2 separate regions of the Homo sapiens genome follow, and region 2 is linked to region 1. A link is a contact called in ENCODE Hi-C or POLR2A ChIA-PET data. All regions are on one chromosome and are shown on one strand. The core of a region is the stretch at or near the end of the contact, and the rest is flanking DNA. Distances in the headings are between cores, read along the strand shown.

The links. Hi-C counts contacts between places; a loop is a spot of excess contacts on that map. ChIA-PET counts read pairs that join two places held with the same protein, here RNA polymerase II (POLR2A). Pooled maps may share reads with other maps.
Region 2: a map of transverse colon shows a loop between it and region 1 (2.8-fold over the local background). The contact joins two enhancer-like sites. A Hi-C loop is called at or near these places in 1 of 168 maps with a recorded cell type or tissue (transverse colon), 1 of 37 single-sample maps with no recorded cell type and 7 of 50 pooled maps. POLR2A ChIA-PET finds 5 or more read pairs at or near these places in 9 of 52 experiments (AG04450, B cell, BJ and 6 more).

The regions. Positions count from the first base shown.
Region 1 is chr17:4,225,653-4,232,167 of GRCh38, reverse strand. The region is part of intron 3 of ANKFY1 (ankyrin repeat and FYVE domain containing 1); the gene reads left to right. Among named protein-coding and RNA genes, the nearest start is that of ANKFY1, 35 kb to the left of the region's middle. Within about 2 kb of position 2,352, at least 22 of the 41 ENCODE cell types and tissues checked have a DNase peak (open chromatin) inside an H3K27ac peak, as active enhancers do.
Region 2 is chr17:4,404,885-4,411,586 of GRCh38, reverse strand. No RefSeq gene overlaps it. Among named protein-coding and RNA genes, the nearest start is that of SPNS3, 26 kb to the left of the region's middle. Within about 2 kb of position 3,511, at least 2 of the 41 ENCODE cell types and tissues checked have a DNase peak (open chromatin) inside an H3K27ac peak, as active enhancers do.

The DNA of each region.
Region 1 (6,515 bases), core at 1,103-3,602:
TTGATAAAATCATTTAATGAATTTATTGGTGTTTTGTTTTTTCAACATTAATCCATTCATATAAAAAACATTGAGTGGTAAGCGCTTTTCAAGGTGTTAGGGATACAAAGTGTACAAAATTAAATTCTTGCTTGCATAAACTTACATCTTAGAATGTAAGAAAAACTCCACATTTTTCTTTTTGATGTTCTTGTCTAATTGATATTTCTTTCTTTCTTTTTTTTTTTTTTTTAAACAGGATTTCACTCTGTCACCCAGGCTAGAGTGCCATGGTGCAATCACGGCTCACTGCAGCCTTGACCTCCTGGCCTCAGGTGATCCTCCCACCTCAGCCTCCTGAGTATCTGGGACCACAGGTGTGTGCTACCATGCCTGTCTCATTTTTTATAGACATGAGATTTTGCCATGTTGCCCAGGCTGGTCTTGAACTCCTGGACTCAAGGAATCCTCCTGCCTTGGTCTCCCAAAGGCCTGTTGGGATTACAGGTGTGAGGCACTGCACACAGCCTTGATTATGAGAATTTTAGCATATGTTGATGAAATACAACAGGCATTATATACACTTTAAAGGTGTTTGGATATATGAATCATACCTTGTTCAAAAAAGTGAAATGTTTGTACCTGATATGATCCACTGATGAAGGCACAATCACTTCTGTAGGATTCTTTTTTTGTTTTTGAGATAGGGTCTCACTGTGTCGCCCAGGCTGGAATGCAGTGACACTATCGCGGCTCACTGAAGCCTTGAACTCCTGGGCTCAAGAGATCCTCCCACCTCAGCCTCTCAAGTAGCTGGGAGTACAGGTGTTCACCACCATCCCTGGCTAATTGTTTAATAGAGATGGGCTCTTGCTGTGTTGCCAAGGCTGGTCTCAAACTCCTGGGCTCAGATGATCCTCCTGCCTTGGCTACCCAAAGTGTTGGAATTTCAGGCATGAGCCACTCTGCCTGGCTCTTGTATAGGATTTTTGCCATTAATGCATAACCTCAATCTACTCATGAGAAAACATCAGACCCAAATTGAGGGACATTTCTCAAAATAATCAGCCAGAGTGTTTCTCAAACATGTCAAGGTTATGAAAAACAAGAATGGTTTAGGAAGTATTACAGATTGGGTGAGACTAACACTGAATGCAGTGTAGAATCCTCAGTTGGATTCTGGCCATAAAAAGGGTATTACTGGTAAAATTGGCAAAATAGGGCCTATAATTAGTTAATGGTATTGGTATTGTATGTATTACGTAGTTACCTAATTTTGATCATTGTACTATGGTTATATAAGCTGTATTAATAATAGGGGAAGATGAGTAAAGGGCATATGGGGATGCTCTGCAGCTTTTCTCAAAGTATGAAAGTATCTGAAAATGTAAACAAAGTAGAAATTTGCTTTTTTATTTCTTACTAAGGTATCTTTAAATATATGAAGTGATATGTTAATTAGCTTATAACCATTTCATAGTGCATACATATATCAAAACATGTCATACATTAACTCTATATAATTTTTGTCTGTTAAACCCTAATAAAAAAGAATAAAAGATAAAAGTTTATAAAGATACTGATTGACCAAGTGGGAAGAGAAAGAATATGACTGTTAGCTCAGCAAAGCATAACAAATCTGAGTCCACAAGGAAAGTATTATATTTACTTCTTGGTGAAGTAAAGCAATTTGCTTCTAGCAAAATGATCTGTTTATGGCCTCTCTGTAGCACTTTACCAGTAGCAGCTGACACGATGAGAGGTTCCAATGGATTAGAATGGCTGTTTTGAAGCTAGAGTTTGTTGCATACTTTCTCAAGCAAAGATCTTACAGTTCCTTGGCATAAGGGCTCAGGGTATGAGTCATTCAGCTCTCCTGGAATGTGTCCTGGATAGTGTCAAGCCATTCCAAACAGCAGAAAACATCCTCCTTTATTCCTTTTCACTCTGGTTGGGAAAGCTATCCCCTGAAGCACCATCTGGAAAGCTTGCACTCTGCAGTGGAAAGGGCATAGTTTCCCAAACTGTGTACTCGGGGAGCTGTGTGCTATTTAAATTTTTAAGAGAAGCACAGCAATATTCAACATCTGTTGGCTACTGTGTGAACTACTAGGTTAAGGCTGTTCAGTTTCAGTATTAAATCATACTGTGTTCCTTCGATGACATCCACGGGAAGTTTAGAATATGCTCACAAAAAGGAGTAAAAAAGAATATGCTCACAAATTCTTTGCTATTTCTCCCTGCAAAGGTGGATTCAAATTCTCCTCTTCAGTATAGGCTGATTCACCTCTAATGAATGGAGTGTGGTAGAAGTGGCAGCATGTGACTTGAGAGATGGCTTCATCGAAGGCACTGTGGCTTCTTCCTAGCTCTCTCTTTTGGATTGCTCATTTTGGGGGAACGTTAGCGGCCATGTCATGAGGACACTCAAACAGCCTTGTGGCCTCCTGCCAGCAGCTGAGTCCCATGCCCAAAGATTCTCTCAGAGCTCAAAATAATCTATTTTATCTGCGGTTATATTCTTTACTTAATCCTCATACTGCTTTTGGGTTTTTCTCACCAATCTTTGGTTATGTTAAGTTTGTGTTTGTGTTGGCTTATTGCAGATTTGGTTTAGGTTCATTGTTCTTTTAATTTTTATTTATATTTAGCCAATTCAATAATTTCTTTTTATCTGTATTAAATCTTTCTTTGAAATTCCTTTGAATTATTTTTTCTTTTTGAGTTGAATTACTATCTTTTATCTCATTTTCTTTTTTTTTTTTGAGACAGAGCCTCACTCTGTCACCCAGGCTGGAGTGCAGTGGTGTGATCTCAGCTCACTGCAACCTCCACCTCCTGGGCTCAAGTGATTCTCCTGCTTCAGCCTCCTGAGTAGCTGGGATTACAGGTGCCCGCCACCACGCCTGGCTAATTTTTGTATTTTTAGTAGAGATGGGGTTTTGCCACGTTGGCCATGCCGGTCTTGAACTCCTGACCTCAGGTGATCCACCCACTGCGGCCCCCCAAAGTGCTGGGATCACAGGTGTGAGCCACCATGCCTGGCCTCATTTTCTAATAAGGTTAAGACTATGACTTTTTTTTATAGTATGAATCTGACTACATTGCAAATATTTTGGTAGGTACTGTTTTCATTGTGATCAATTTCTAAATAGTCTATTGTAATAATAGCAAGTTTTTACATAGCAGTTACTATGTGGTGGTGGTGTTTTGAGTGCTTTATTATGTATTAACTCCACACAGTTAGCAAGGATTGGAGCCGGGATTTGAACCCTAGGTAGTTTGGCTGCAGAATTCGTGCCATTAACCACAGTGCCGTGCTGCCTGTCAGTTTGGTTTCTTTTTCCTCCAAATTGAGGTGTAATGGAAGTACAGTAAACTGCCCACATTAAAAGTGTGCAATTGGATAAGTTTTGACATACGAATACACCTGTGAAGCCACTGCCACAATCAACATAAACATTTCTATCCTTGCTGGGTGTGGTGGCTCACGCCTGTAATTCCAGCACTTTGGGAGGCCAAGTTGGGTGGATCACTTGAGGTCAGGAGTTTGAGACCAGCCTAGCTAACATGGCGAAACCCCATCTCTACTAAAAATACAAAAAATTAGCCGAGCATGGTGGCACATGCCTATAATCTCAGCTACTTGGGAGGCTGAGGTAGGAGATTGCTTGAACCTGGGAGGCAGAGGTTGCAGTGAGCCGAGATCGCGTCATTGCACTCCCGTCTGGACGACAGAGTGAGACTCTGTCTCAAGAAAAAAAAAAAAAACTAACAAAAAACATTTCCATCCTTAAAGCTTTCCTCATGTCTCTTTGCAATCCATCCCTTTTGCCATCCACTTCTGCAGCTAAATGCTGATCTGCTTTCAGTCATTATAGATTAGTTTGCAGTTTCTAGGCTTTTATAGAAGTGCAATCATAGAGCATAGAGTCCCTTTTGTCTGGCTTCTTTCACTTCTTTTAGCATATAGATTTTGACATTCACCCCACACCTTAGTATGTTGCTTTGTGTTTTAATTATTCATTCCTTGTTATTGAATAGTATTCCATTGTATGAAAATACCACACTTTTTTTTTGCATTTACCTGTTGATGGACATTTGTGTTCTTTCTGGGTTTTATTAGCAAGAAAATTACCTGTATTCAGTTGTGTAAGGCCTTTGTGTAGACATGTTTTTATATCTCTTGAGTAAATATCTAGGAGGGACTGTTTAATGTTAAGAAACTACCAAACTGTCTTGCAAAATGGATGTACCATTTTACATTCCCATTAGCCGTGGATATGAGAGCTCCAGGTGCTTCACATCCTGACTAACGCTTGATATAGGCAGGTTGTTTTGGTTTTTGTTTACAATTTTAGCCATTCTAATGGATACAGAGTGCATGGCAGTTTTATTTTGCATTCCCCTGATAATAATGCTGAACCTTCTTTGTGTGTTATTGACAATTTTATATTTTCTTATAAAGTATTCACATCTTTGGCCTTTTCAAAATGTGGCATTGTATTGAGTTTTGAGTATTGAGTATTAACAGTTCTGTATATAATTTAGATACAAGTCATTTGTCTGAAAGCAAGCATCCTTTGTTCTTGATCTCAGGGAGAAACAATGAGATCTTTTATCATTTTGTATAGATTAGTTGTAGGTTTTTCTTGGATACGCTTTATCAATTTGAGTATTCCTGGTTTTCTAGATAAGTTACCTGAATTGGTTTTTGAATTTTGCCAAACACTTTCTTTGACATCTATAGAAATGATTATATAATTTTTGATGAATTACAGATGTTAAACTAAGATTGCATTCCTGCTGTAAAAACCTGTTTGGTCATTATATATTACCCTTTTTTATGTATGTTGTTGGATCCTATTTGCCAATATTTTGTTAAAAATTTTACAACAGTAATCATGAGGGATATTGGTATGTAATTTTTTTTAATGTCTCTATCAGATTTTACTATTAGGGTTATATAGGCCTTATATGATCCTTCATTGTCTGTTTTCTGAAAATGTTTTCTAAGATTGATGTTATTGCTTATTTCTTGAATGTTTGATAGAATTCACCACTGAAGTAATCTAAGTCCAGAATTTGCTTTTTGGGAAGCTTTTTGAAAACAAATTTTTAAAATATGTATTTTGTATAGATATAGGTCTATTCAGATTTGTTTCTTCTGTGTCAGGTTTGGGAAGTTTTGTTTTTCAGAAATATGTCTATTTAAGTTGTTGAATTTGTTACTATGAATTTGTTTGTAGTTTTCTCCTTTTAATGTCTGTAGCAATAACTCCTTTTTCATTCTTGGGTATTGGTGATTTATGTTCTCACTCTTTTTTTCTTGATAAGTCTATAGAAGTTTGGCATTTTTATTATCTTCTCAAAGAATGAGCTTTGGCTTTGTTAATTTTCTCTGTTGGTTGTTTTCTATTTTATTGATTTCTTTTTTTTTTTTTTTGAGATGGAGTCTCGTTGTGTCGCCCAGGCTGGAGTGCAGTGGCGCTATCTCAGCTCACTGCAACCTCTGCCTCCCAGGTTCAAGCAACTCTGCAGCCTCAGCCTCCTGAGTAGCTGGGATTGCAGGCATGCGCCACCACGCCCAGCTATATTTTATTGATTTCTGTCCTTTTTTTCTTTCTTTGGATTACTTTGCTCTCCCGTTCTCCTTTTTTCTCCCTAGTTTCTCAAAGTTGTGGAACCTGAGATAATTTATTTTAGATCTTTTCTAATACAAGTATTTAAAGCTTTGAATTTCCTTCTAGCTGCGTCCTGTGAATTTTTTAGTAGCTGGGACTATAAGCGCATGCCACCACACTTGACTAATTAAAAAAAATGTTTTTTTGTAGAGACAGGGTCTCACTGTGTTGCCCTGGCTGGTCTCAAACTCTTAGCCTCAAATTATCTTCCCACCTCGGCCTCCCAAAGCTCTGGATTCACAGGCGATATCCACTATGCATAGCCTAGTTCTATCAATTCCTTAAAGGAGAGTGGTAACATCTATAATTTTAGAATTGTCTAGTTCTCCTTTTAATTTTTGTCAGTTTTTCTGCATATAATTTTTAGCCTCTATTATGTACATTTACATTTATAATTATGACTTCCTAAGGAATTGTTGCTTTTATCATTTTAAAATAATTTTTGCCAAGTTCAGTGGCTCACGCCTGTAATCCCACACTTGGAGTGGCTGAGGCAAGCGGATCCCTTGAGCCTAGGAGTTTGAGACCAGCCTGGGCAACATGGCAAAACCCCATCTCTTCCAAAAATGCAAAAAAATTAGCCAGGTGTGGTGGCACTCACCTGTGGTCCCAGTTACTTAGAAGGTTGAGGTGGGAGGATCACTTAGCCTGCAAGGCAGAGGTTGCAGTGAACTGAGATCACGCCACTGCAGTCCACCTTGGGTGACAGTGAGACCCTGTCTCAAAAAAAAATTATATAAATATATATATACACACACACCGAAGCCATAGGAGAGGAACAAAACGGGGAAACTCATCCAGTGCAGTTGCTGCTTCAAGTTTCGCCTCCCTCTCAGTTCAGCTGCTTTTGTT
Region 2 (6,702 bases), core at 2,262-4,761, 180 kb before region 1:
CAGTGAGCCATGATCACACTACTGCACTCCAGCCAGGTGACAGAGTGAGACCCTGTCTCAAAAATAAATAAAAATAAATTAGCTGACCATGGTGGTACACACCTGTAGTCCCAGCTTCTCGGGAGACTGATATGGGAGAATCCCTTGAGCCCAGGAGGTTGTTGAGGCTGCAGTGAGTGAGCTATGACACTGGGTGACAAAGCAAGATCCTATCTCAAAAAAAAAAAAAAAAAAAGTGGAAGCACCTCGTACGCCCAACTGAAGAATAGATAAACAAATTGAGGTGCTTCTGATGTATCCACACAATGGAATGGGCATAAAAAGGAATGAAGTACTGCAACATGCTACCATTTGAATGAACCTTGAAAATATTAGGTGAAGTGAAAGAAGCCACTCAGAAAAGGCCATATATATATTTTTTTTTTTTTTTTTTTTTTTTGAGACAGAGTCTGGCTCTGTCACCCAAGCTGGAGTGCAATGGCGCAAACTCAGCTCACTGCAACTTTCTAGGTTCAAGTGATTCTCCCTGCCTCAGCCTCCCAAGTAGCTGGGGTTACAGGCATGCACCACCATGGTCAGCTAATTTTTGTATATTTTTTAGTAGAGACAGGGTTTCGCCACGTTAGCCAGGCTGGTCTCGAACTACTGACTTCAGGTGATCTGCCTGCCTTGGCCTCCCAAAGTGCTGGGATTACAGGCATGAGCCACTGCACACAGCCAAGGCCAGATACTATGTGATTCCATATATATATCAGCATTATTGAAATATAATGTGCATACCATGTTCATTTAAGGTGTACAATTCAATGTTTTTTGGCATACTCACAGGTCGGTACAACCATGACCACAATCAACTTTAAAACATTTTCAGCTGGGATCAGTGGCTCATGTCTGTAATCCCAGCACTTTCAGAGGCCGAGGCAGGTGGATCACTTGAGCTCAGGAGTTCGAGACCAGCCTAACCAACATGGTGAAACCCCGTCTCTATTAAAAATACAAAAATGAGCTAGGTGTGTTGGCAGGTGCCTGTAGTCCCAGCTATTCAGGAGGCTGAGGCAGGAGAATCTCTTGAACCCGGGAGGCGGAGGTCGCAGTGAGCCGAGATCACCCCACTGCAATTCAGCCTGGGCAACAGAGGGAGACTCCGTCTCAAAAAAAAAAAAAAAAATTCATTACCTCAAAAAAAGCCCTGTGCCCATTAGCAGTCACTCTCTACCTTCCCCCAACTTTTCCTCCCTCCCTGACCCTGGCAACGGCCAACCTACTTTCTGTCTCTGTGGATTTGCCTGTTCTGGACATTGTATATCAATGGAATTATACAATATCTGGCCTTTTAAGAGTGGCTCCTGGCTGGGTGTGTGGCTCATGCCTGTAATCTCAGCACTTTGGGAGGCTGAGGCAGGTGGATCGCCTGAGGTCAGGAGTTCGAGACCAGCCTGACCAATATGGTGAAACCCCATCTCTAATAAAAATGAAAAATTAGCCGGGCATGGTGGTGGGCGCCTGTAGTTCCAGCTACTGGGGAGGTGGAGACAGAAGAATTGCTTGAACCTGGGAGGCGGAGGTTGCAGTGAGTCGAGATTGTGCCACTGCACTCCAGCCTGGGCCACAGAACGAGACTCCTTCTCAAAAAAAAAAAAAAAAAAGAGTGGCTCTTTTCACTTGCCAAGATGTTCTCAAGTTTCATCCATGTTACAGCACGTCAGTATGATTCCTTTTTGTGGCCTAATCATATTCCACTGTGTGAATACACCGTAATTTGTTGAGCCATTCTTTGGTTGGACAGATGAGTTGCTTCCATTTTTTTGCTATTACGAATAATTGCTGCTACAAACATTCATGTCAAAGTTTTTGTGTGAGCATGTTTTCAATTTACTGGGTATATCCCTAGAAGGGGAATTGTCAGAGCAAATGGCAAATCTACATTTAACTGCTCAAGGAACTACCAGACTATTTCCCAAAGACGCTGCACCTGTTTTGATTCCCACCAGCAGCCTGCGAGGGTTTTGATTTCTTCAAATCTTTGCAATCATTTAAAAAATTATTTCTCTTTTTTATTCTAGCCATCCTAGTGGGTGTGAATTGGTATCTCACTGTGGTTTTGATTTGCAGTTCCCTGATCATTTATGATGTTATATCTTCTTCAGAAAGAAATGTCTATTCAAGGCCGTGCGCGGTGGCTCACGGCTGTCATCTCAGCACTTTGGGAGGCCGAGGCAGGTGGATCAGGAGGTCAGGAGTTCAAGACCAGCCTGGCCAAGATGGTGAAACCCTGTCTCTACAAAAAATACAAAAATTTGCCAGGCATGGTGGCGGGTGCTTATAATCGCAGCTACTCAGGAGGCTGAGGCAGGGAATTGCTTGAACCCGGGAGACGGAGGTTGCAGTGAGCTGAGATCGCGGGGCGGCACTGCACTTCAGCCTGGGTGACAGAGCGAGAGTCCGTCTCAAAAAACAAACAAACAAACAAACAAACAAAAGAAATGTATATTCAAATCTTTTGGCCATTTTAAAATTGGATTATTTGGGTTTTATTGCTGAGTTGTAAGAGTTTTTTGGTTTTTTTTTTTTTTGGTTTTTGTTTTTGTTTTTCTGAGACAGAGTCTCGCTCTGTCACCCAGGCTGGAGTGCAGTGGCAAGATCTCATTTCACTGCAACCTCCGCCTCCCGGGTTCAAGTGATTCTCCTGCCTCAGCCTCCCAAGTAGCTGGGATTACAGGCACGTGCCACCACACCCAGCTAACTTTTGTAATTTTAGTAGAGATGGGTTTTCGCCATGTTTGCCAGGCTGGTCTCGAACTCCTGACCTCAGGTGATCCACCCACCTCAAACTGCCAAAGTGCTGGGATTACAGGCGTGAGCCACTGTGCCCGGCCAAGAGATTTTTTTAATATATATTCCAGATACACATTTCTTATCAGCTACATGATTTGCAAAAATGTTCTCCCATTCTTCTGTGGGCTGTCTTTTCACTTGACATTTGCTTTATATGTGTTGAACATATATTATTAGATAATACAACTTGAGAATTGTTTCACCTTACTTTTTTTTGAGAGAGAGAAAGACGAGGTCTCCTTATGTTGCCCAGGCTGGCCTTGAACTCTTGGCCTCAAGCAATCCTGCCTCAGCCTCCTAAGTAGCTGGGACTACAGGCGTAGTCCCAGCACCCAGCTGAGGTTGCTTCAGCTTAGTAGCTTGTTCCTGTAATTATGATGTAAACACTATTGTTTTCCCTGATAACTATTGTTTGTCTTAAATACTATTTAGTTTGATACGAATATAGATACACTAGCTTTCTCTTGGTGAGTATTTTCTAGCCATTGACATTCAGCCTTCCATATCCTTGTTTGATGTGTGTCTTTTATAAACAGCATGAATCTAGATTTTTTTAAAAATCCAGTCTGACAGCCAATCTGGCCAAGTTGGTGCATTTGCAATTGCCGTGACTCAGGCTAACCAGTGGCGCCTGCAATCTGCCATGGGCCAGACAGGAGGAGGGAAAGCAGCCCTCATTTGTCAGGTGTTAGTTTTGTGGCACGCCTTGTGCGACGTGTCCCACAGATGGCCTTGCTCAGAGCTCATGCTGTGTTGACATAAACATCACTGCCCTTTTTATTTATTTATTTATTTATTTATTTATTTATTTATTTATTTATTTATTTTGAGACGGAGTTTTGCTCTTGTTGCCCAGGCTGGAGTGCCAATGGCATGATCTCGGCTCACTGCCAACGTCCCCCTCCCGGGTTCAAGTGATTCTCCTGCCTCAGCCTCCCGAGTAGCTGGGATTACAGGTGTGTGCTGCTACTACCCCCGGCTAATCTTTGTATTTTTAGTAGAGTCGGGGTTTCGCCATGTTGGTCAGGCTTGTCTCGAACTGCTGACCTCAGGTGATCCACTTGACTTGGCCTCCCAGAGTGCTGGGATTACAGGAATGAGCCACCCCACCCAGCCTTAATTTTTTTTTTTTTTTTTTTTTATGGAGACAGAATCTCACTCTGTCACCTAATCCAGAGCACGGTGGCACAAGCATAGCTCGCTGCCGCCTCAAACTCATGGCCTCAAGCGATTCTCCTGCCTCAGCCTCCCAAGTAGATGGAACTACAGGTATGTGCCAGCATGCCAGGCTAAATTCTTTAATTGTTTTGTAGAGACAAAGTCTTGCTATGTTGCCCAGGCTAGTCTCAAACGCCTAGCCTCAAGCCATCCTCCCACTAGGCCTCCAAGAATGTTGAGATAACAGCTGCGAGTAACAGGACCAGCCTGGGGGCTGTTTCTGAAACACTGACTTGTAAGTGGAGAATTTTTTTAATGTAATGCTTGAAAATATCCAGCCAGGCACGATGGCTCACTCCTGTAATCCCATCACTTTGGGAGGTGGAGGCTGGAACATCACTTGAACCCAAGAATTCGAGACCCGCCGGGGCAACACAATGAGACCCCCATCTCTAAAAATTAAAAATTAAGCTGGGCGCGGCGGCTCACGCCTGTAATCCCAGCACTTTGGGAGGCCGAGGGAAGCAGATCACCTGAGGTCAGGAGTTCGAGACCAGCCTGACCAACATGGTGAAACCCTGTCTCTACTAAAAATACAAAAATTAGCCGGGCGTGGTGGTGGGCACCTGTAATCCCAGCTACTCGGGAGGCTGAGGCAGGAGAATCGCTTGAACCCAGGAGGCAGAGATTGCAGTGAGCCAAGATCACGTCACTGCACTCCAGCCTGGGCAACAGAGCAAGACTCTGTCTCAAAAAAAAAAAAAAATTAGGCGTGGTGGTGCATGTGTGTGGTCCCAGCTACTCCTCAGGAGGGCACCACTGCACCCCAACCTGAGCAACATAGAGAGACCCTGTCTCAAAAAACACAAAAAGGCCAGGCGCAGTGGCTCATTCCTGTAATCACAGCACTTTGGGAGGCCGAGGCCAGCAGATAGCCTGAAGTCAGGAGTTCCAGACCAGCCTGGACAACAGGGAAAAACCCTGTCTTTACAAAAAAACAGCCCGGCGCGGGCTGGGTGTGGTGGCATCAGCCTGTAATCCCAGCTACTGGGGAGGCTGAGGCAGGAGAGTCGGCTTAAACCCGGAGGTGGAGGTTGCAGTGAGCCGAGATCACACCACTGCACTCCAGCCCAGGCAACAGAGCAAGACTCTGTCTCAAAAAAAAAGCCCGACAGGCGCCTGTAATCCCAGCTGCTCTGGAGGCTGAGACAGGAGAATTGCTTGAATCTGGGAGGCGGAGGTTGCAGTAAGCCGAGATTGCGCCATTGCACTCCAACCTGGGCAACAGAGCGAAACTCCATCTCAAAACAACAAACAAACAAACAAAAAACAAAACTCAGTCTAATTCTGCCCGCAGTTTTGTCCTGAGCTATTAATTATAAATGGCTTCTCTCTGCCTCAGCTTTTCTGAATTCCTTCCCTAATTCTGTCCCCATAAGCATGAGAACTTCTTCCAGCCTGGGTCCCACTAGTGGTCCTAGACAAACCCAGAAACCAGCTCCTGGGATGTGGTCTGGGCCTGGTCAAGGTTAATGGGATACAAGCTAATTATTGGGTGAGTGGGAATCATGGTCAAGGAGGGAGCCAAAGCCAGGGGCAGGCTATCAGTAGGAGTCAGGCCAGGCGCTGGGCAGGGAGTACAGAAGGTGAAGCCAGTGGTTCAGGAAGGGACACGGGAGACCAATGGAAGGGTCCTCCACCCCGCTGCCTGCAGGCATGGTCACTGCACAGAGGCTGTGGGAGGCCATGGCGTGGTCTGGCCCAAGTAGATGGACATGCATCTACATAACCCCAGTGTCCACCGACAACCAGCTGACCCCATCACTCAAAAAGAATGGCATTGATTTTCTTGACCCCAAATGCCTCTGCTGGTGGGCAGAGCCCCAGGGAGACACTGAGTTCCCAGGAAGGGAACTGAAGCCAGTGTAGCTCCTGGGATTCCCAACTGCAACCCAACCTCTCCACCCACCTTGTCTCCTGGATTCCCTCCCCTCTCCTCCCCTCTCTTTTCTCTCCCCCAATCTCCCTGCACAGCTCACTACACCCATCGCTGGGCTGGTCAAAGTTCTCCCAGGGGATCTGTTTGCAGCTAGACATATGTGTACCTGTGAGTGATCATGCATGCCCGTGGTGCACACACATCCTCTTGTGTGCTGTATGTGCCTATACACACCCATGTGTGCCTGTACATGCGTGCAGACACCCATGTATGCGCAGATGGGCACGTACACAGTGTATATATGCACTGTGTGAGCCTGTGCGTGTAAGCTCCCCTGTCCCAACTCCCCAAGCCCAGATTAGCTGCCTCTACTGGGCTGACCTTGTCCTGACAGCCCCTTGGGACTGGGGGAGCTGCAGAGCCCTCCTTGCCCTCACCAAGAAACCAGGAGGCCCAGAGCATCCCCACCTTCCTGGAGAAGGTAAGAGGGAGGAACAGGCTGAGCAAAGGTGAGAGAGGAACATGTGGCTCCTCCGGGGAGTGAGTGAGGGCAGAAGAAGGATGTCTGGGGGAAAACATGTTTAAAGAGAAAAACAGTGAGTTAGGTTTAAGAGATGTTTTACATATATATATATAAATATATAAATGTTTATATATAAAAATATACAAATGTTTATATATAGAAATACACAAATGTTTATATATAGAAATATATAAATGTTTATATATAGAAATATATAAATGTTTATATATAGAAATATATAAATGTT